Regions from separate parts of the Homo sapiens genome. Here all the other regions are linked to region 3. The links are chromatin loops, found by intact Hi-C in ENCODE. Cell type or tissue: CD4-positive, alpha-beta T cell. All regions are shown on one strand. Each heading gives the region's core, and the rest is flanking DNA. Links, peaks and the distances in the headings are about the cores only.

Evidence for each region. A loop is a pair of places that touch in the nucleus more often than their neighbours do. Peaks named below come from ENCODE experiments on the same cell type or tissue, not always from the same donor. Only the 100,000 strongest peaks of a DNase experiment are listed, where the experiment ranks them.
Region 1: it touches region 3 in a loop (7-fold over the local background); 43 of 110 quality-filtered maps call a loop at or near these places.
Region 2: it touches region 3 in a loop (3-fold over the local background); 52 of 110 quality-filtered maps call a loop at or near these places.

The regions. Positions count from the first base shown.
Region 1 is chr14:73,505,010-73,511,120 of GRCh38, forward strand. HEATR4 (HEAT repeat containing 4) reads right to left here. Exons shown (of 18, transcript NM_001220484.1): 8 at 4,303-4,464; 9 at 3,125-3,285; 10 at 1,458-1,562. It also overlaps a transcript of ACOT1 not described here. Among named protein-coding and RNA genes, the nearest start is that of RIOX1, 17 kb to the left of the region's middle. In CD4-positive, alpha-beta T cell, for the core only: a CTCF peak has its summit at 3,822 (motif pointing right); a DNase peak (open chromatin) is centred at 3,792.
Region 2 is chr14:73,512,140-73,518,420 of GRCh38, forward strand. It overlaps HEATR4 (HEAT repeat containing 4), which reads right to left. Exons shown (of 18, transcript NM_001220484.1): 6 at 1,892-2,095; 7 at 1-10. It also overlaps a transcript of ACOT1 not described here. Among named protein-coding and RNA genes, the nearest start is that of ACOT1, 22 kb to the right of the region's middle. In CD4-positive, alpha-beta T cell, for the core only: no CTCF peak of the experiment used is centred there; no DNase peak of the experiment used is centred there.
Region 3 is chr14:73,566,093-73,572,625 of GRCh38, forward strand. ACOT2 (acyl-CoA thioesterase 2) reads left to right here and starts at 3,121. Exons shown (of 3, transcript NM_006821.6): 1 at 3,121-3,791. The coding sequence starts at 3,149. It also overlaps a transcript of HEATR4 not described here and the pseudogene NT5CP1. RefSeq lists enhancers at 427-944, 1,338-2,537, 3,732-3,901. In CD4-positive, alpha-beta T cell, for the core only: a CTCF peak has its summit at 5,057 (motif pointing left); DNase peaks (open chromatin) are centred at 3,179, 3,799, 4,249, 5,079 and 1 weaker place; H3K4me3 peaks cover 2,975 bases; H3K27ac peaks cover 1,813 bases.

The DNA.
Region 1 (6,111 bases), core at 1,112-6,111, 61 kb before region 3:
AAACCGCCGCCTCCCAGGTTTAAGCGATTCTCCTGCCTCAGCCTCCAAGTAGCTGGGATGACAGGTGTGTGCCACCATGCCCAGCTAATTAGAGATGGGGTTTTGCCATGATGACCAGGCTGGTTTCAACCTCCTGGTCTCAAGTGATCCACCCGCCTCAGCCTCCCAAGGTGCTGGGCTTACAGGCATGAGCCACCGTACCGGACCCCTTCACAGAACTTTAACCAATAAATTTAACCCACACTAATCTCTCTCTCTCTGAAAAGTTTTAAAAGGGTACCTTATATTTATTGCTTGTTCTTGAATCATTTGTGTATATTAGTCTTATTGTTCCTACCATAGTGTTAATTTTGTGAAAGTTGGGACAATGGTTTTTTTGTTTTGTTTTTTTTTGTTTTGTTTTTTGAGACAGAGTCTCGCACTGTCGCCCAGGCTGGAGTGCAGTGGTGCGATCTCGGCTCACTGCAACCTCTCCCTCCCAGGTTCAAGCAATTCTTGTGCCTCAGCCTTCCAAGTAGCTAGGATTACAGGTGCCAGCCACCACACCTGGCTAATTTTTGTATTTTAGTACAGATAGGATTTCACTATGTTGGCCAGGCTGGTCTGAAACTCCTGAGCTCTGATCCACCTGCCTTGGCCTCCCAAAGTGCTGGCATTACAGGTGTGAGCCACCGTGCCCGGCCGGGACTATGTTTTATATGTGTGTGCCGAACACTCTGAGAAGCAGCACAGACACTCATTTAGATGGGTTTTTGGGTAGTCTAAGTCAGTGCTTCTCGAATGATCTTTGATGAAGAACCAATTTTGGCGGGGGGGAAATATGTCATTGACTGATAAAGTCTGTTGATATTGAGGCAATATCAAATTACTATAAACGTTTCTTTTTTTTTTTTTTTTTTGAGATGGAGTCTCCCTCTGTCACCCAGGCTAGAGAGCAGTGGTGAGATCTTGGTTCACTGCAACCTCTGCCTCCTGGGTTCAAGCGATTCTCCTGCCTCAGCCTCCCAAGTAGCAGGGATTATAGGCGCGTGCCACCACACTCTGCTAATTTTTGTATTTTTAGTAGAGATGGAGTTTCACCATGTTGGTCAGGCTGGTCTCCAACTCCTGACCTCGTGATCCGCCTGCCTTGGCCTCCCCAAGTGCTGGGATTACAGATGTGAGCCACCGCACCCGGCCTACTATAAACGTTTCTAAACTCCTGTCAGTTTTTGTGCTATTTCATTGTGGATCAGTTACCAACAGTTTATGGACCACCAGTGCACTGAGAAGCATTGGCTTCCAGACAGACATATTAGCATTTGAAGATAATTCTGGGCTAGAAGTAAGAAGTAGTGATGTGGGAACAGAGATCTGTTTGGTAAGAATGGAATAATACATAGCAGCAAAAAGTAGAAGGCCTCTGTAGCTCAGCCTCTCTTAGGCTTTCTGTCCTGGAGGCAAAGAAAGAGGTTTACCAAGCAGACATTTCCACTGATCCGGGAGAAAGCCTGGCAGGCCACAATCCGGTTCTTCCATTGACAGCTGTTCAGCTCCACAGCAAGCATGGTGTGTATCAGGGTCTGAGGAAATGGAAGACTTGTATGGATATTCACAATCACTTTTAGAGATACTAGAACCTTGAAGTTACATTCTGAAATGGCATCCTGCATAATTAATGTCACCAGTGGGCTTACAAGAGATGGGGCATGTTTCCATCACAGCCAACTGACTCTGGGATCATAAATTGGGGAACAAAATACAAATTTAATAACTTAAACAGAAAACTGGGACCTTCCTTTCCTGACTTTAACTGTTTTTTTTTTTTTTTTTTTTTCTGAGAAGGTTGTCCCCCAGGCTGGAGTGCAGTGGCACAATCTCGGCTCACTGCAACCTCCGCCTCTCGGGTTCAAGTGATTCTGTTGCCTCAGCCTCCCAAGTAGCTGGGATTACAGGCGCCTGCCACCACGCCCGGTTAATTTTTGTATTTTTAGTAGAGGCGGGGTTTTACCATGTTGGTGCCAGGCTGGTCTTGAATTCCTGACCTCAGGTGATCTGCCTGCCTCGGCCTCCCAAAGTGCTGGGATTACAGGCGTGAGCCACCGTGCCCGGCCTTCTGTCTTTAACTGTTTTTACCCCTAAAATGATTTTTATATGCCTCAAGCTTATGACTTTCACATTTCTATTGAAAGTAACTAAACACAAATATAGGCCTCTGCAGTTTTCAATGGTAAACTTCTAGCAGAAGCAAATTCTACATGTCAGAACTCTTCTTGCATATGCAAATAGAGACCATTTGCAACCTAATTCTCACTTTTCTCTCAGCTAACTATTGTGACTTCCCTTTGTATACACCTCTACACCCAGGTTTACTCATGCTTATTCTACGTTTACTTATGCTTGAGATTGTCAACCCAACCGGCTGCATTTTATCTAATTAATTAATTGTGTAATTAATTTTTTGAGGCAGGGTCTTGCTCTGTCGCTCAGGCTGGAGTACAGTGGTGTGATCTCAGCTCGCTGCAGCCCCAACCTGCCAGGCTCAAGTGATCCTCCCACCTCAGCCTCTTGAGTAGCTAGGATTACAGGCACATACCACCATGCCTGACTAATTTTATTTCTTTTTTTGTAGAGACAGGGTCTCACTATATTGCCCAGGCTGGTCTTGAAATCCTGGACTCAAGGGATACTCCCACCTCAGCCTCCCAAAGTGCTGGGATTACAGGCGTGAGCGACCATGCCCAGCCCAGCTGCATTTTATTTTATTTGTTTGAGACAGAGTCTTGCTCTGTCACCTAGGCTGGAGTGTAGTGGCGTGATCTCAGCTCACTGCAACCTTCACCTCCCAGGCTGAAGTGATTTTCATGCCTCAGCCTCCCGAGTAGCTGGGACTACTCAGTGTGGTACCACTGCACCTGTCTAATTTTTTTATTTTTAGTAGAGATGAGGTTTCACCCATGTTGGCCAGTCTGGTCTCGAACTCCTGACCTCAAGTGATCCACCTGCCTCGGCCTCCCGAAGTGTTGGGATTACAGGCATAAGCCACTGCCCCGGCCCCAGCTGCATTTCAGATTGCTTACATTCACTGACCTCAAAGACCTAATTGCTCCCCAAAACTGTGTCTGACCCGGTAATGGACACATACTGTCTTCTCACTCAGATAGCTCAGGAGGATATAAGACTGTTCCTCAGTGTCCTCATTCTTCTTTGTAAACAGCTGGTGGAGGATCCTCTTAATCACAGGGTAAGTAGCAGTACCTTCCAGAGCCAAGCACTGAGCTGCAGCCCAGCTATCCACACTGTTACCTGCCACAGTTGGGTGAAAAAGAGTTCAGAATGGTGATGTGTTTTCCCCCTAGAGAACAGCCTTTGGATTGATACCCAAGGCTGCTACCCCACCTGATATCTCACTTCCTTGTGCCCCACTCAGTCTAGAAATACAATTTCTTATTTAAACCATATTGAGAAGAATCATATTGGCTGGGCACGGTGGCTAACACCTGTAGTCCTCACATTTTGGGAGGCCAAGGTGGGCGGATCACCTAAGGTCAGGAGTTCAAGACCAGCCTGGCCAACATGGTAAAACCCCATCTCTACTAAAAATACAAAAATCAGCCAGGCGTGGTGGCATGCGCCTGTAATCCCAGCTACTTGGGAAGCCGAGGCAGGAGAATTGCTTGAACCCAGGAGGCGGAGGTTGCAGTGTGAGCTGAGATCCCACCATTGCACTCCAGCCTGGGCAACGAGAGTGAAACTCTGTCTCAAAAAAAAAAAAAAAAAAAAAAAAAATTTAGTCCAGCTACCACTTGGTGGCAGTGTACCTGTTTTGTTAAAGTACCTAGAAAGAGCAAATTTTCTTTTTTTCCTTTTTTTTAGAGACAGGGTCTTGCTCTGTCACCCAGGTTGGAGTACAGTGGCACCATTGTGGCTTATTGCAGCTTCAACCCCCTGGGCTCAAGCTGACTCTGATAAGCATGTATATATAGGTCTGCCTCAGCCTCCTAGGTAGCTGGGTCTACAGGAGCACACCACCGCACCTGGCTAATTTTAAAATTTTTTATAGAGATGGGGTCTTGTTATGTTGCCCAGGCTGGTTTAGAACTCCTATGCTCAGGTGATCCTGTCGCCTTGGCCTCCCAAAGTGCTGGGATTACAGGTGTGAGCGACAGTGTCTGGTCCTAATTTTCAAATGGTCTAACATAAATCTAAACCCAATACAGCAGACATTGCAGAGCATCACAGTGGAGAGGAAAGGACTGGGAAAGCTGATAGTGAGATGTCTATCCCATATTTCCAGGTCAGAAGTAACAGGGAGTTACTCACCCTTCAGAAGGGCAGTCTGCATGATGTTCCGGGCAAGGGGATTATGTGACTGTATGGCATATTGGCATATTGCTGCTGCCATCCGCACATGGGCATTCTTGTCACAAAGAGCAGCCTCTAGGGCAGGCAGTAGAACCTCCGGCAAGTCCTGGATGGTCTTGTCTGTGATCAAAAGAGCCAGGTAAGAGAGTACTAGCCCCTTTGCTTTTCTCACACACAGCTTCCTTCCTACAGCCATGTGGTGGCCAACCTCAGTCCCAGCTGCAGTTGCTTAGTGCTATGTAATATAATTACAGTTTAGCTGAGCCCTTCAGATGGGCAGGATTTTCTGCTCAAGGTGTTAAAGCTCACCTGTGTGCTGGTATGCCAATTCCCAATCCTTTATCATCTGGCCTCTAAACAGCTATATTTAAGCCGAAGAAGAATGTTTCCAGCTAGGCTACAGTGAACTACACCATTAGTTTTAGTGATTAAAAGCAACCAATTTGCCCCATGAGCCCATATATATATATATATATATATATATATATATATATATATATATATATATATATATATTTATTTATTTTATATATTTTTTGAGACGGAGTCTTGTTCTGTCACCTGGGCTGGAGTGCAGTGGTGTGATCTCAGCTCACTGCAAGCTCCGCCTCCTGGGTTCACACCATTCTCCTGCCTCAGCCTCCCGAGTAGCTGGGACTACAGGCACCCAGCTAATTTTTAGTATTCTTAGTAGAGATGGGATTTCACCGTGTTAGCCAGGATGGTCTCGATCTCCTGACCTTGTGATCCACCTGCCTCAGCCTCCCAAAGTGCTGGGATTACAGACGTGTGCCACCGCCCCCAGCTGAGCCTTTATATTTGTAAGAACAATTATATTTAGGTAGTGCTTTATAATATAGTGTTTTTACATTATCTTGTTATCTTTCAACCTTGGTTGAATTAGGCAAGGTAGGTATCATTGTAGAGCTCACTAGGGAGTCTTTTTTGGTTCAACTAAACAGTAAGGTTCATAAGACTGTCATGGGCCATGCATGGCACCAGAAGAATATGGGACAGGAGCATAGTTTGTCAACAGGGCAGCAGCATCAGGCATCCCTGTTGGCTGGAGTTTTTTTGTTTTTGTTTTTGTTTTTTTTTTGAGATAGAGTTTTTGCTCTGTTGCCCAGGCTGGAGTACAATGGCACAATCTTGGCTCACTGCAACTTCTGCTTCCTGGGTTCAGGCGATTCTTCTGCCTCAGCCTTCCGAGTATCTGGGACTACAGGCACCTGTCACCACGCCTGGCTAATTTTTGTATTTTTGGTAGAGATGAGGTTTCACCATGTTGGCCAGGCTGGTCTTGAACCCTTGACTTCAGGTGATCCACCTGCCTTGGCCTTCCAAAGTGCTGGAATTACAAGTGTGAGCCACCACACCTGGCTTTGGCTGCAGTTCTTGAGGCTGTCTTGAGCATTCCACAGAGTCTTGGGGACAGCACAGGAGCATGTTGTTTATTCACTGGGTGAATTTATGCTTTACAGGAACTAATATCTCTTATAAAAACTCCATAGACACAATTCTAGGGTCCACAAAGGGCCTGCCTGTTATAAGTTACAGTATCCAGGGAGGCCCAAACTATGGTGTCCCTATCAAGTATTTATATTTCACTTATAGCTCTTCTCAGTCCCAATGTAATTTATCAAACAGGATTTATATCATAACCAATGTTGCCTATAAAGATAGTTCTTATCAGGTGTTTAGGGGAACAGGTGGGCATTTAACTGAAGTTCAAATTCTCAAGTAGGAAGGGGAAAGGTTTGTTATCCC
Region 2 (6,281 bases), core at 52-5,051, 55 kb before region 3:
CACTCTATGACTGAGCCGCAGTGAGGGAAATGAAAAGAGAACCACCTGGTTAGGGTTAGATATTGTGCTGCAGGCAGGTGACAAGAAGTCTGCCCTTCACCCAGAATAATTCAAGCAAAACATTAGCTCAGAAGAATAAAGGGCCCAGAGATGGGGTCTTTAGGGAGTTATTTCTCTGATGATCCATGTACCCTCACAAGTAAGTTCCCAGACAAAACTTCTCCCAACCCCATCGTATCTATCTCTCTTTCTTTAAATCACTTTTCGTTGTAACCATCTGGGAAATAAAAGTGACAATAAAACAAAGTAGTTAAGAGTACTTTGTTTTCAGACATACCTGGTTTGGGATCACAGTTATTAGCTGTGTGACTGTGGATAAGTTACTTAACCCTGAGCCTGAGATTTCTTATTTGTAATACAGGCATAATACTAGAACCCACATATTGAGTTATTCTTACTGTTAAATGAGTTAACTAGACAAAGTGTTTAGCAAAATGCCTGGCAAGATAATGAAGGTTCAATAAATGTTAACTATTGTGGTTTTCATTAGGTTCTTTGTCTTTGAGGGCACTTCCATTTGGCTTTCAACATCTTCCTCATTTTAGTTGCTAAATACTCTTTTGGCAGGTATCAGACTTTTATTTCAAAGCTCCTATTATCTGTAGGTGTTTCCTTCAGTCTTTTTTGTTATTGTTTATCTGATCCAGTTTACCTAATGGATTGCCTCTCTTTTTCCTGCACTAACTAAGCTTGTCTATCATGTTCTGAAAGCCAGCAGCTATTGAGTTCTCAAATACCATAGCTTTCAACAGTCCTTGCCAGGCCATTACTTTGTCCCAGGCACTCAGACTTCTACTCTCCTATCTTTGAAGGCAAAGTAGGTATAGGATAGCCCCAACTCTACGAATGAATTTTGGAGAGGGGTTGCTGATACCATAGTCAACTATGACATGGACAATGGTTGGACAGCATATTTTGTTCTTCCCTTCATACATCATTTGCTGAGCATAAAGTTTGGAAAACAATAAGATAGGGTCGCCTGGGTGCAGTGGCTTATGCTTGTAATCCCAGCACTTTGGGAGGCCAAGGCGGGGAGATCACCTGAAGTCAGGAGTTCGAGACCAGCCTGGCCAACATGGTGAAACCGTGTCTCTACTAAAAACACAAAAATTAGCCAGACATCATGGCACATGCCTATAGTCCCAGCTACTTGGGAGGCTGAGGCAGGAGAATCGCTTGAACCTGGGAGGTAGAGGTTGCAGTGAGCCCAAATCAAGTGCCATGGCACTCCGGCCTGGGCAACAGAGTGAAATTCCATCTCAGAAAAAGAAAAAAGGGCTGGCGCGGTGGCCAAGGCGGGCAGATCACCTGAGGTCAGGAGTTTGAGACCACTCTGGCCAACATGGTGAAACCCCATCTCTACCAAAGATACAAAAAGTTAACCAAGTGTGGTGGCGGGTGCCTGTAATCCTAGCTACTCAGGAGGCTGAGGCAGGAGAATTACTTGAAACCAGGAAGCAGAGGTTGCAGTAAGCTGAGATCCCACCGTTGCACTCCAGCCAAGGCAACAAGAGCGAAACTACGTCTCCAAAAAAAAAAAAAAAAAAAAAAAAAAAAATGGTCTCTGCCTCTGAAGAGTCTGCAGTGTAATAATGAGTTTCCACAAATTACTGAAGTAATACCCATCCATGCAAAAAGCACCCAGATATATGTTAACTGAAGTTCATCTAACACCCAATGTGTGAAAGGCTCTTGTCTAGCCTTAATGAGGCAACCAGATTTTTACATTTCACAAAGGAGGGATGGATTTTTCAAAGACTGAGAAAGCCTAGTCCCAGATGAGAACCACTTCTCACAAACGTACAGTATCACAGGACCTCCCTTCACTCACTCAGAGCCCAGGCAGTCTTCCATTCCTTCAGCATCCTCCGCAGGACCACCAGTTCCCAGGTCACATCCTCCTGCAGTGATTTTGCCTGCTTCTTCAATCTCCTGGTCTTAATAGGCACATCCTTCTCACCCACCTGCAGCAGCATATCCTTGGCGGGGGTGGGCAAAGCAGTCCAGCGCAGGGCTCCTTGCACAGGTCTGTAAGCTGTGCAACGTGGCAGTGTGAGGTCTTTTCACCCCACTGCCTTAGGCCCTGCCACACAGTGGCCCCAGCTTGCATCCCATTCCTATTCCTGACTAATACCAAAGCAAAACAAAACCCTCAAGAGTGAATTTCCCCATGATTATATGGGGAACTGAGTACATGTACACAGGGAATTATGGAAAGTCCTGACTAGACATGGTAAGCCATGATGATGATGGGGGTGAGAGATTTGTGGGGGGAAATTGAGATATCTACAAACCTTTCTATAAGTTTAAAGGTTATCTTTAGGAACCTAAATCTTTAGGAACATAAATATGTTTATATGTAACGAGATTTGCTCATAATATTTGATACGTTGCAATTTAGTGTCATTGGCCATTATTTCTAAAGTATTAAGTTTTCCTTTTAATGTTTTTAATTTGGGGAGAATAATAGTGCTATAAGCTGTGAAATTTTAAAGATTTTAACATCTCTGAGTTTTTCCTCAAGACAACAGAAATTTGAGAACAGAAGAAGCCGTAAATATTAGATATAGTTAGAAAAGCTATAGTTGGCCGGGTACGGTGGCTTTTGCCTGTAATCCCAGTACTTTGGGAGGCCGAGGCGAGCAGATCACGAGGTCAGGAGATCGAGACCATCCTGGCTAACACGGTGAAAACCCCGTCTCTACTAAAATACAAAAAATTGGCCGGGCATGGTGGCATGTGCTTGTAGTCTCAGCTACTTGAGAGGCTGAGGCAGGAGAATCACTTGAACCTGAGAGGCGGAGGTTGCAGTGAGCTGAGATTGCACCACTGCATTCCAGCCTGGACGACAGAGTGAGACTCCGTTCTCAAAAAAAAAAAACAAAAAAAAAACTATAGTTATATTTTCTGAACTTAATGTTTTTCATGGTGTCAAATTTAGAAAGCCTCTTTCTCAGAAAAAAAGCTCTATGGAGAAGGGGAAGGGAAAAATGATAAAAACATTTCCAGATGTACTAAATTCATTATTCACACTGCCTATTAGTCTCATGTTCTAATCAGTCACTATCAGCCATTTCTGTTTTTTTCCAAGATTTCATTCTGACTCTTAACACCTTTAGATTTGCTCTGAATCAATTCTTTCCTTTGAGCAAGGAAGACATAACATTTCTTTCTTCTAATGTAAAAAGAGTCCTGTGAGGCGGGGTGCAGTGGCTCATGCCTGTAATCCCAGCACTTTGGGAGGCCAAAGCGGGTGGATCACTTGAGGTCACAAGTTCGAGACCAGCCTGACCAACATGGTGAAACCCTGTCTCTACTAAAAATACAAAAATTTGCTAGGCGTGGTGGTGGGCGCCTGTAATCCCAGCTACTCGGGATGCTGAAGCAGAAGAATCACTTGAACTGGGGAGGCGGAGGTTGTAGTGAGCTGAGATCGCGCTCCAACCTGGGTGACAAAGCGAGACTCCATCTCAAAAAAAAAAAAAAAAAAAAAAAAAAAGAGTCCTGTGAGACTCCAGGGCAGTTTAGCAAAGATGCCCATACAATGCATCTCCTCCAAATGGTCCCCACCAGCTTGGACGTGCTGGGGGACTCAGCCACTCTGCTGAGGCCTCCCTCCTTTCTGGGGTAGGGTGTGTGCAACTAGGAGCTGTGGAACCACCTCTGACAGGCCAGCTCACACTTTGCCATGTGACGCTCCCCGACTTCTCTCAGGCGATTTGAAATCCCTCCTGAAGAGATGAGAAGTAGCTGAATTAACCCCATTTCTCCTATATCCCTCTGCTCAAGGAGTTAAAATGGATTTGCGGTGAGCAAGTCTTAGATCTCTGATATTTAACCTCATAGGAATAAAAAATACAACTGCCAACTTTTACTTTGGTTCCAGTCCTTTGGGTTATAGCTGGATAGAAACACATCCACTAGCCATCTTCCACATCAACAGTCATCAAAAAAAAAAAAAAAAAAAAAAAAAAGAGTCCTGTGAGACTCCAGGGCAGTTTAGCAAAGATGCCCATACAATGCATCTCCTCCAAATGGTCCCCACCAGCTTGGACGTGCTGGGGGACTCAGCCACTCTGCTGAGGCCTCCCTCCTTTCTGGGGTAGGGTGTGTGCAACTAGGAGCTGTGGAACCACCTCTGACAGGCCAGCTCACACTTTGCCATGTGACGCTCCCCGACTTCTCTCAGGCGATTTGAAATCCCTCCTGAAGAGATGAGAAGTAGCTGAATTAACCCCATTTCTCCTATATCCCTCTGCTCAAGGAGTTAAAATGGATTTGCGGTGAGCAAGTCTTAGATCTCTGATATTTAACCTCATAGGAATAAAAAATACAACTGCCAACTTTTACTTTGGTTCCAGTCCTTTGGGTTATAGCTGGATAGAAACACATCCACTAGCCATCTTCCACATCAACAGTCATCTAAAGCTGGGGTCCCTAACCCCCAGGCCATGGGCCTGTACCAGTTCATGGCCTGTTAGGAACCGGGCCACCACAACAGGATGTGAGTGGTGGGTGGGCAAGCATTACCAGTGAGCTCTGCCTCCTGTCAGATCAGCAGTGGCATTAGAGTCACGTAGCATGAACCTTACTGTGAACTGCACATGTGAGGGGTCTAGGCTGCGCACCCTTTATGATAATCTAATGCCTGATGATCTGAGGTGGAACCATTTCATCCTCAAACCATCCCCACCCCGCTGGTCTGTGGAAAAATTATCTTCCACGAAACCGGTCCCTGGTGCCAAAAAGGTTGAGGACTGCCGATCTAAAGGGAGCACACAAAGTAATGACTCTTGGCAGGGTACAGTGGCTCATGCCTATAATCCCAGCACTTTGTTTGGGAGGCTAAGGTGGGAGGACCCCTTGTGGCCAGGAGTTCGAGACCAGTCTGGGCAACATAGTGAGACCCTATCTCTAAAAAAGTTAAAAATTAGCTGAGTGTAGGGTGCACACCTGTGGCCCTGATCCTCCTGCATCAGCCTCGCGAGTGGCTGGGACTCCAGGTGCGTGCCACCATGCCCAACTAAGTTTTGTATTTTTTTGTAGAGACGGGGTCTCACCTTGTTGCCTAGACTAGTCTGAAACTGCTAGGCTCAAGCGATCTGCCTGCCTCATCAAATTGTATGGTTTAACAGGATTAATTTTATAGTATGTAAATTCAAGCTCAATAAAGCTGTTATTGAAAAAGAATCCTCTGGCTGGGAGAGTGGCTCATGCCTGTAGTTCCAACACTTTGGGAGTCTGAAGAGGGTGCATCACTTGAGCCCAGAAGTTTGAGACCAGCCTGGGCAACACAGCAAGACCTTGTCTTTACAAAAATTAGCTGGGTATAGTGGTGTGCACCTGTAGTTCCAGCTACTCGGGAGAGTGAGGTGGAAGGATTGCTTGAGCTCAGGAAGGTAAAGGCTGCAGTGAGCCATGATTGTACCACTGTGCTCAGCCTGGGAAACAGAGTGAGACCCTGTCAAAAAAAAAAAAAAAAGAAGAAGAAAAGAGAGAGAGGGAAGGGGAGGGGAAGGGGGAAGAGAGGAAAGGGAGACATGAAGGAAGGAAAGGGAGAAGGAAAGGAAGGAAAAAAAGGAAGGGAGGAAGGAGAAAAGAAAAAGAGGCTGGACACGGTGGCTCACGCCTGTAATCCCAGCACTTTGGGAGGCCGAGGTGGACAGATCACGAGGTCAAGAGATCAAGACCATCCTGGCCAACATGGTGAACCCCGTCTCTACTAAAAATACAAAAATTAGCTGGGTGTGGTGGCGCGCACCTGTAGTCCCAGCTACTCGTGAGGCAGAGGCAGGAGAATCACTTGAACCCAGGAGGCGGAGGTTGCAGTGAGCCGAGATCACGCCACCGCACTCCAGCCTGGGCGACAGAGCGAGACTTTATCTCAAAAACAAAGCCAGGTTGTGTGGAAATCCTGTGGCTGTCCACAGCTGTCTGGCGGGTGCCTCCACAGCAGGCACAGAATGTGCCTGTGCCTCCAAGGATAGACTGAGCCCAGGGAAGGACTTCTTGCCAAGTGGATGCAAAGGCACAACTAGCAGGCCAGGCAACCCTGTCAGCCAGGTGTGGAGGCATGCACCTGTGATTCCAGCTACCCTGGAGGCTGAGGCAGGGGAATTGCTTGAACCAGGAAGATGGAGGTTGCAGTGAGCAGAGATCACGCCACTGCACTCCAGCCTGGGTGACAGAGCAAGACTCTGTCTCCAAAAAAAGAAAAAAAA
Region 3 (6,533 bases), core at 896-5,895:
CTAGATACAGAGTGTTGATTGGTGCATTCACAAACCCTGAGCTAGACACAGGGTGCTGATTGGTGTGTTTACAAACCTTGAGCTAGATACAGAGTGCCGATTGGTGTATTTACAATCCCCTAGCTAGACATAAAGGTTCTCCAAGTTCCCACTAGACTCAGGAGCCCAGCTGGCTTCACCCAGTGGATCGTGCACTGGGGCTGCAGGTGGAGCTGCCTGCCAGTCCCGCACCGTGAGCCCACACTCCTCAGCCCTTGGGTGGTCAATGGGACTGGGCTCCGTGGAGCAGGGGGCGGCGCTCGTCAGGGAAGCTCAGGCTGCACAGGAGCCCACGGAGGCGGGGGGAGGCTCAGGCATGGAGGGCTGCAGGTCCTAAGCCCTTTCCCGTGGGAAGGCAGCTAAGGCCCAGCGAGAAATTGAGCACAGCGCCAGTGGGCCGGCACTGCTGGGGGACCCAGCACACCCTCCGCAGCCGCTGGCCCAGGTGCTAAGCCCCTCATTGCCCGGGGCTGGCAGGGCCAGCTGGCGGCTCCGAGTGTGGGGCCCACCAAGCCCATGCCCACCTGGAACTCCAGCTGGCCCGCAAGTGCGGAACGCAGCCTCAGTTCCCACTTGCGCCTCTCCCTCCACACCTCCCTGCAAGCTGAGGGAGACGGCTCCGGCCTTGGCCAGCCCAGAAAGGGGCTCCCACAGTGCAGCGGTGGGCTGAAGGGCTTCTCAAGTGCCGCCAAAGTGGGAGCCCAGGCAGAGGAAGTGCTGTGAGGGCTGCCAGCACGCTGTCACCTCTCACAAGCTCCACCTCTGGGGTTCACGCCATTCTCCTGCCTCAGCCTCTGGAGCAGCTGGGACTACAGGTGCCTGCCACCATGCCCAGTTAATTTCTTGTATTTTTTTTTAGTAGAGATGGGGTTTCACTGTGTTAGCCAGGATGGTGTCGATCTCCTGACCTCATGATCCACCCGCCTCAGCCTCCCAAAGTTCTGGGATTACAGGTGTGAGCCACCGCGCCCATCCCCTTTTTCTTTTTAGAGACAGGGTCTTGCTATGTTGTCCAGGTTGGTGCGAAACTCCTGGCCTTAAGCAACCCTGCCACCTCAGCCTCCAAGTAAACTGGGATTACAGGCGTGAGCCATCTTGCCCAACTTCCACTTTCTAGCTGTGTGATCTTCAGAAAATCAGTTAAATTCTCTGGGCCTTAATTTACTGATAGGGTTCTTGTAAGTATTAACCATTAGCTACTATTGAGAGGTGAAGACCGCTGGGCTTCTGGGTTGGGTGGGGACTTGGAGAACTTTTTTGTCTAGCTAAAGGATTGTAAATGCACCAATCAGCACTCTGTGTCTAGCTAAAGGTTTGTAAACGCACCAATCAGCACTGGGTAAAAACGAACCAATCAGCACTTTGTAAAACGAACCAATCAGCACTCTGTAAAATGGAAAATCAGCGCTCTGTAAAATGGACCAATCAGCAGGACATGAGCAGGGCCAAATAAGGGAATAAAAGCTGGTCACCCCAGCTAGTAGTGGTAACCTGCGTGAGTTCCGCTCCAGGCTGATGGAAGCTTTGTTCTTTTGTACTTCACAATAAACCTTGCTACTGCTCCTTCTTTGGGTCCATACTGCATTTCAGAGCTGTAACACCGTGAAGGTATACAGCTTCACTCCTGAAGCCAAGACCATGAACCCACTGAGAGGAACAAGAAAAACAACTCTGGACCTGCTGCCTTTATGAGCTGTAACACTCACCTTGAAGGTCTGTGGCTTTACTCTTGAAGTCGGTGAGAAGCGAGACCATGAACCCACCAGAAGGAACACATTCCGGACGCATCTGAACATCAGAGGAAACAAACTCCAGACACACTACTTTTCAGAACTGTATTAAGAACTGTAACAGTCACTGCGAGGGTCTGCGGCTTCATTCTTGATGTCAGCGAGACCAAGAATCCACCAGAAGGAACCAATTCCAGACACAGAATTATTTGCCTTCTTACTTCCTGAGAGTTCTAGGCACAGAACATACTTGAGGTGTTATACAAAGGTAATTAGAACTGACAGGGAATTGTATGATTAATGACGTGGGACATGAGAGATTTGGAACGAGATAAAAAGGCTTACCTTGAGGACAGCCTTATTAGGAGCAGAGGCAAACACAGGTTTTGTGGGTTTGAAGCCTACACATTTATAGCTTTCTCTAATTACACAGGTAGGAAATTATAAAATCAGGTACAAGGGCTTGGCAGGGGCCTAAAGCTTAAGTGATGAAAAAAAAAAACACCACACCTCTGGTGAAACCAATAGCTTACGAAAAAGTAGAAAAAAGCGCGATGCATGGGGAGCTCCGGTAGTCCTTTGAGGTATTTGAGAGGCTGAGTCAGGAAGATGGCTTGAGCACCAGGAGTTGGAGGTTTGTAAGTGCAGTGATGGTAAACTGCCGCTGTACTCCAGTCTGGCAATGTAGTGAGACCCTGTCTCTCAAAAAAAAAAAGTAACCCTTGCCTGACTGGGACAATAATTGAGAAACCAGTAAAACAAAATAATAACTATTAGCCGGGCGCGGTGGCTCATGCCTGTAAATCCTAGCATTTTGGGAGGCTGAGGCGGGCGGATTACAAAGTCAGGAGTTTGAGAAATTACTACCTATTACCCCATTTGGCTATTTTTACACTTGTAAGGAATGAAGCTCAGAGGTCACACAGCTAGTAAGAAGCCAGCACCCTTCGATGTGGGATTGATGTGGAGGATAGGCATATACAGAGAACACAAAAGCAAAACACCATGGTGCAGATTTTGAAAGAAAAGCCCTAAGATTAGTAATGAGTGTGAATTATTCAACAAAGTGATCAAAACTAACTCCAGCTCTGCATTCCTCTTCGCCATCAGGAGTTTGGAGCCTGGAGACTGCTAGCTGCCTGGTTCTTTAAGAACCAGCCCTGGTCCAGCCCATTCCGCAGGCCAGCAAGCTTCTGAAAAGCAAACCTAGGAAGTAGCTTTCCAACATAAAGTGGAGGTTTCAACACAGGAGACTTTAAGCAAGTTCCAGTGTGTCTATATTTGGTCTGGCTGATCGGCTGGACTCTGGCCTTCCCCGCTCACGTTAGCAGACAGCTCTGCCCTAGTGGGCGCTTAGCCTGCGACGGCAGCCCGAGAGGATGTCTAACAAGCTTCTTTCTCCCCACCCCCATTCAGTTGTTCTCAGGTCTGAATTCAAAATGGCCTCATCTCCTGCTGTCCTTCGAGCGTCCCGGCTGTACCAATGGAGCCTGAAGAGTTCGGCGCAGTTCCTGGGGTCTCCACAGCTGAGGCAGGTTGGTCAGATCATTAGGGTTCCTGCTCGGATGGCGGCGACGCTGATCCTGGAGCCTGCGGGCCGCTGCTGCTGGGACGAACCGGTGCGAATCGCCGTGCGCGGCCTAGCCCCGGAGCAGCCGGTCACGCTGCGCGCGTCCCTGCGCGACGAGAAGGGCGCGCTTTTCCAGGCCCACGCGCGCTACCGCGCCGACACTCTTGGCGAGCTGGACCTGGAGCGCGCGCCCGCGCTGGGCGGCAGCTTCGCGGGGCTTGAGCCCATGGGGCTGCTCTGGGCCTTGGAGCCCGAGAAACCTTTGGTGCGGCTGGTGAAGCGCGACGTGCGAACGCCCTTGGCCGTGGAGCTGGAGGTGCTGGATGGCCACGACCCCGACCCCGGGCGGCTGCTGTGCCAGACGCGGCACGAGCGCTACTTCCTCCCGCCCGGGGTGCGGCGCGAGCCGGTGCGCGTGGGCCGGGTGCGAGGCACGCTCTTCCTGCCGCCAGGTGACTCACCTCCGCTAATTGTTCCGTGTTCGTTCGCCTTTCACTTTGTGTGTCTCCCCCGCCCCACGCTTTTCGCTTATGTGTATGCCCCCCCGCCGCGCCCCCGGGCTATATTGCCCAGGCAGGTTTCGAATTCCTGGTCTCCAGCTATCTTCCCGCCTCTGCCTCCCTAAGAGCTGGGATTACAGGGTGAGCCACCGCGCCCGGCACTTTGAGGGGAGTTACACTTTTTTTTTTTTTCCGTCCCTGCCCTTTTCACACGAAGAAGGGATGTAGCTTCCAACCTTCCGGAGGTTAGTGTAAAGAAACAGGAATGGAATGGAAAGCTGATTGGGGAAGTGTCCCTGCCGCTCCAAAACTGAGAGGTCCCTCAAACCTAGTGCTCAGTTAAAAGACATTGTAAGGGCCAGGCGCAGTGGCTCACGCTTGTAATCCCAGCACTTTGGGAAGTCTCGGCGGGCAGATCACGAGATCAAAAGATTGAGGCCATCCTGACTAACACGGTGAAACCCCGTCTCTACTAAAAATACAAAACAGTAGCTGGGCGTAGTAGCGGGCGCCTGTAGTCCCAGCTACTCGGGAGGCTGAGGCAGGAGAATGGTGTGAACCCGGGAGGCAGAGTTTGTAGTGAGCTGAGATCGCGCCACTGCACTCCAGCCTGGGCGACAGAGCGAGACTCCGTCTCAAAAAAAAGACATTGTAAGGAAAGGAAAAAGACACTTATATTAAAAACAAAACAGGCCGGGCGCGGTGGCTAACGCCTGTAATCCTAGCGCTTTGGGAGGCCGAGGCCGGCGGATCACCTGAGGTCAGGAGTTCGAGACCAGCCTGGCCAACATGGTGAAACCCCATCTCTACTAAAAATAGAAAAATTAGCCAGGCGTGGTGGTGCATGCCTGTAGTCCCAACTACTTAGGAGGTTGAGGCAGGAGAATCGCTGGAACCCGGGAGGCAGAGGTTGCAGTGAGCTGAGATCATGCCATTGCACTCCAGCCTGGGGGACAAGAGTGACTCTATCTTAAAAAAAAAAAAAAAAAATTCAGGTAGTTTCAATTTTTTAATGTTCTTATTTATGTATTGACTAGGAAGCCACTTTTTTTTTTTTTTAAATAAGAATTCCGACTGGTTTTCTCACTGTATTTCCATGGCAGCTAGGAGGTGCCAGGTGGCTGGGCCTGTGACAGTGCAGAGGTTTTGGTGCCTGCCCGCCCACCATTGCTCCAGCTGCAGCTGCTGCCCCCTGCAGGGCCTGTTCGTTCCTGCTGCCTAGCTCCCCGCTGGCTGGCTATGATCTCCCTGTTACCATTCCAGGAGAGCAGCCGCGTCCCTATGCATGGCAGGACCAGGTACTATTGTGGCCTCTCCTCTTGGCCTCGAATGGTATCTTTGTCATCAGTGAGCAAGTCCCCAAAGACCACGGTCTTGTCCATTGTCAGGATAATTCACTCCACAAGCTGGGGCTCCAGGTGCTGCCCTACCCAGCGGTGCTTCTCACCCACACAGTGGTCATACTTTGGCAGGGGCTGGTGCAGTGTGAAGACCTCGGTGTTTTGCATGTGCTTCATCTCTTGCAAGGTCCTCCGGGGTTGGGCTTCAAGACTAGGGAAAAGCCTGGGCTTCACACCCGTGGGCCACTTTATCCACCAGGTCCGGCAGCAGGGTGAGGTACTGCTTCCAGACCAGGAAGCTGCGGTGCTGCTGCAGTGTCACATGCAGCTCCCTGAGAAGGGGCGGCTGAAGCCCCGCAGGAGGCCGTCTGGAAGCTGCCAGCACGCGGTCCCTGTCCATCAGCACACGCGTGGGCTGTGCTCATCGCTGCCGGGGCACTGGGGTTTCTCGGGATCCTAGGGGTATGGGGCCCAGAAATGTTCTTTAAAAGTTTCTCATTTTTGCAACTTTTCTTTGAATTCGCACAGTATGTTAAGATTTATGTAAATTAGCATTTACAATAGGAAAACCTCTTCCTGTCAAATGGAAATTTGAGGTTACTGGATACTTTTATATTACATAAAGAGCAATCAGCCAGTGTAAAAATGAAATGATGCTTATCCTTATTAATAATCAAAGAAATGCAAAATAAAACAACAGAGTACATTTCACACCCTCAGAAGTGGCCCACTTTTAGAAGCTAGCATTATCAATTGCTGACCAGTATGTGGAGGAAATGAAACTCACTGCTAGAAGGAGCAACATATTCATCTGCTCTGGGCAACAATTTGTCTTAACTTACAAAGTTAAATATGTTATTCTACTTGTACATGTGCACCAGGAGGCATATTCCTTATAAGAGGCCAGATGAGCAGTCTGGATTAATTTAAAAAAAGAGCAAAGTCAACTGGAAACAGTCCAAATGTCCATCAACAATAGAACAGATTAATAAATTGAGGTATATTTCCAGCAGTCAAAGTGATTGAACTACAGCTACAAGAATCAACATCTATCAAGATATACAAAAGAAAAGAAAAAAAAAGAATCAACATGGATGAATCTCCAAACCACTGTTGAGTGAAACAGTCAAACCCTAGGAGAACACATTCAGTATCATTCCATTTAGATACAATTCAAAAACTAGGCAAAATAAAATATTAAGGTACATAATCTAAGTGGTAATACTATGAAGAAAACCAAGAGTGATACACAGAAAGTCCAGGATACTGGAAAGAGAGGAAAGGGCACAGGGGTCTGTGGGACGTTGATGGTTTGCGGGTATCAGCACTGAACTATGTCTTAAAAGTGTTGCCT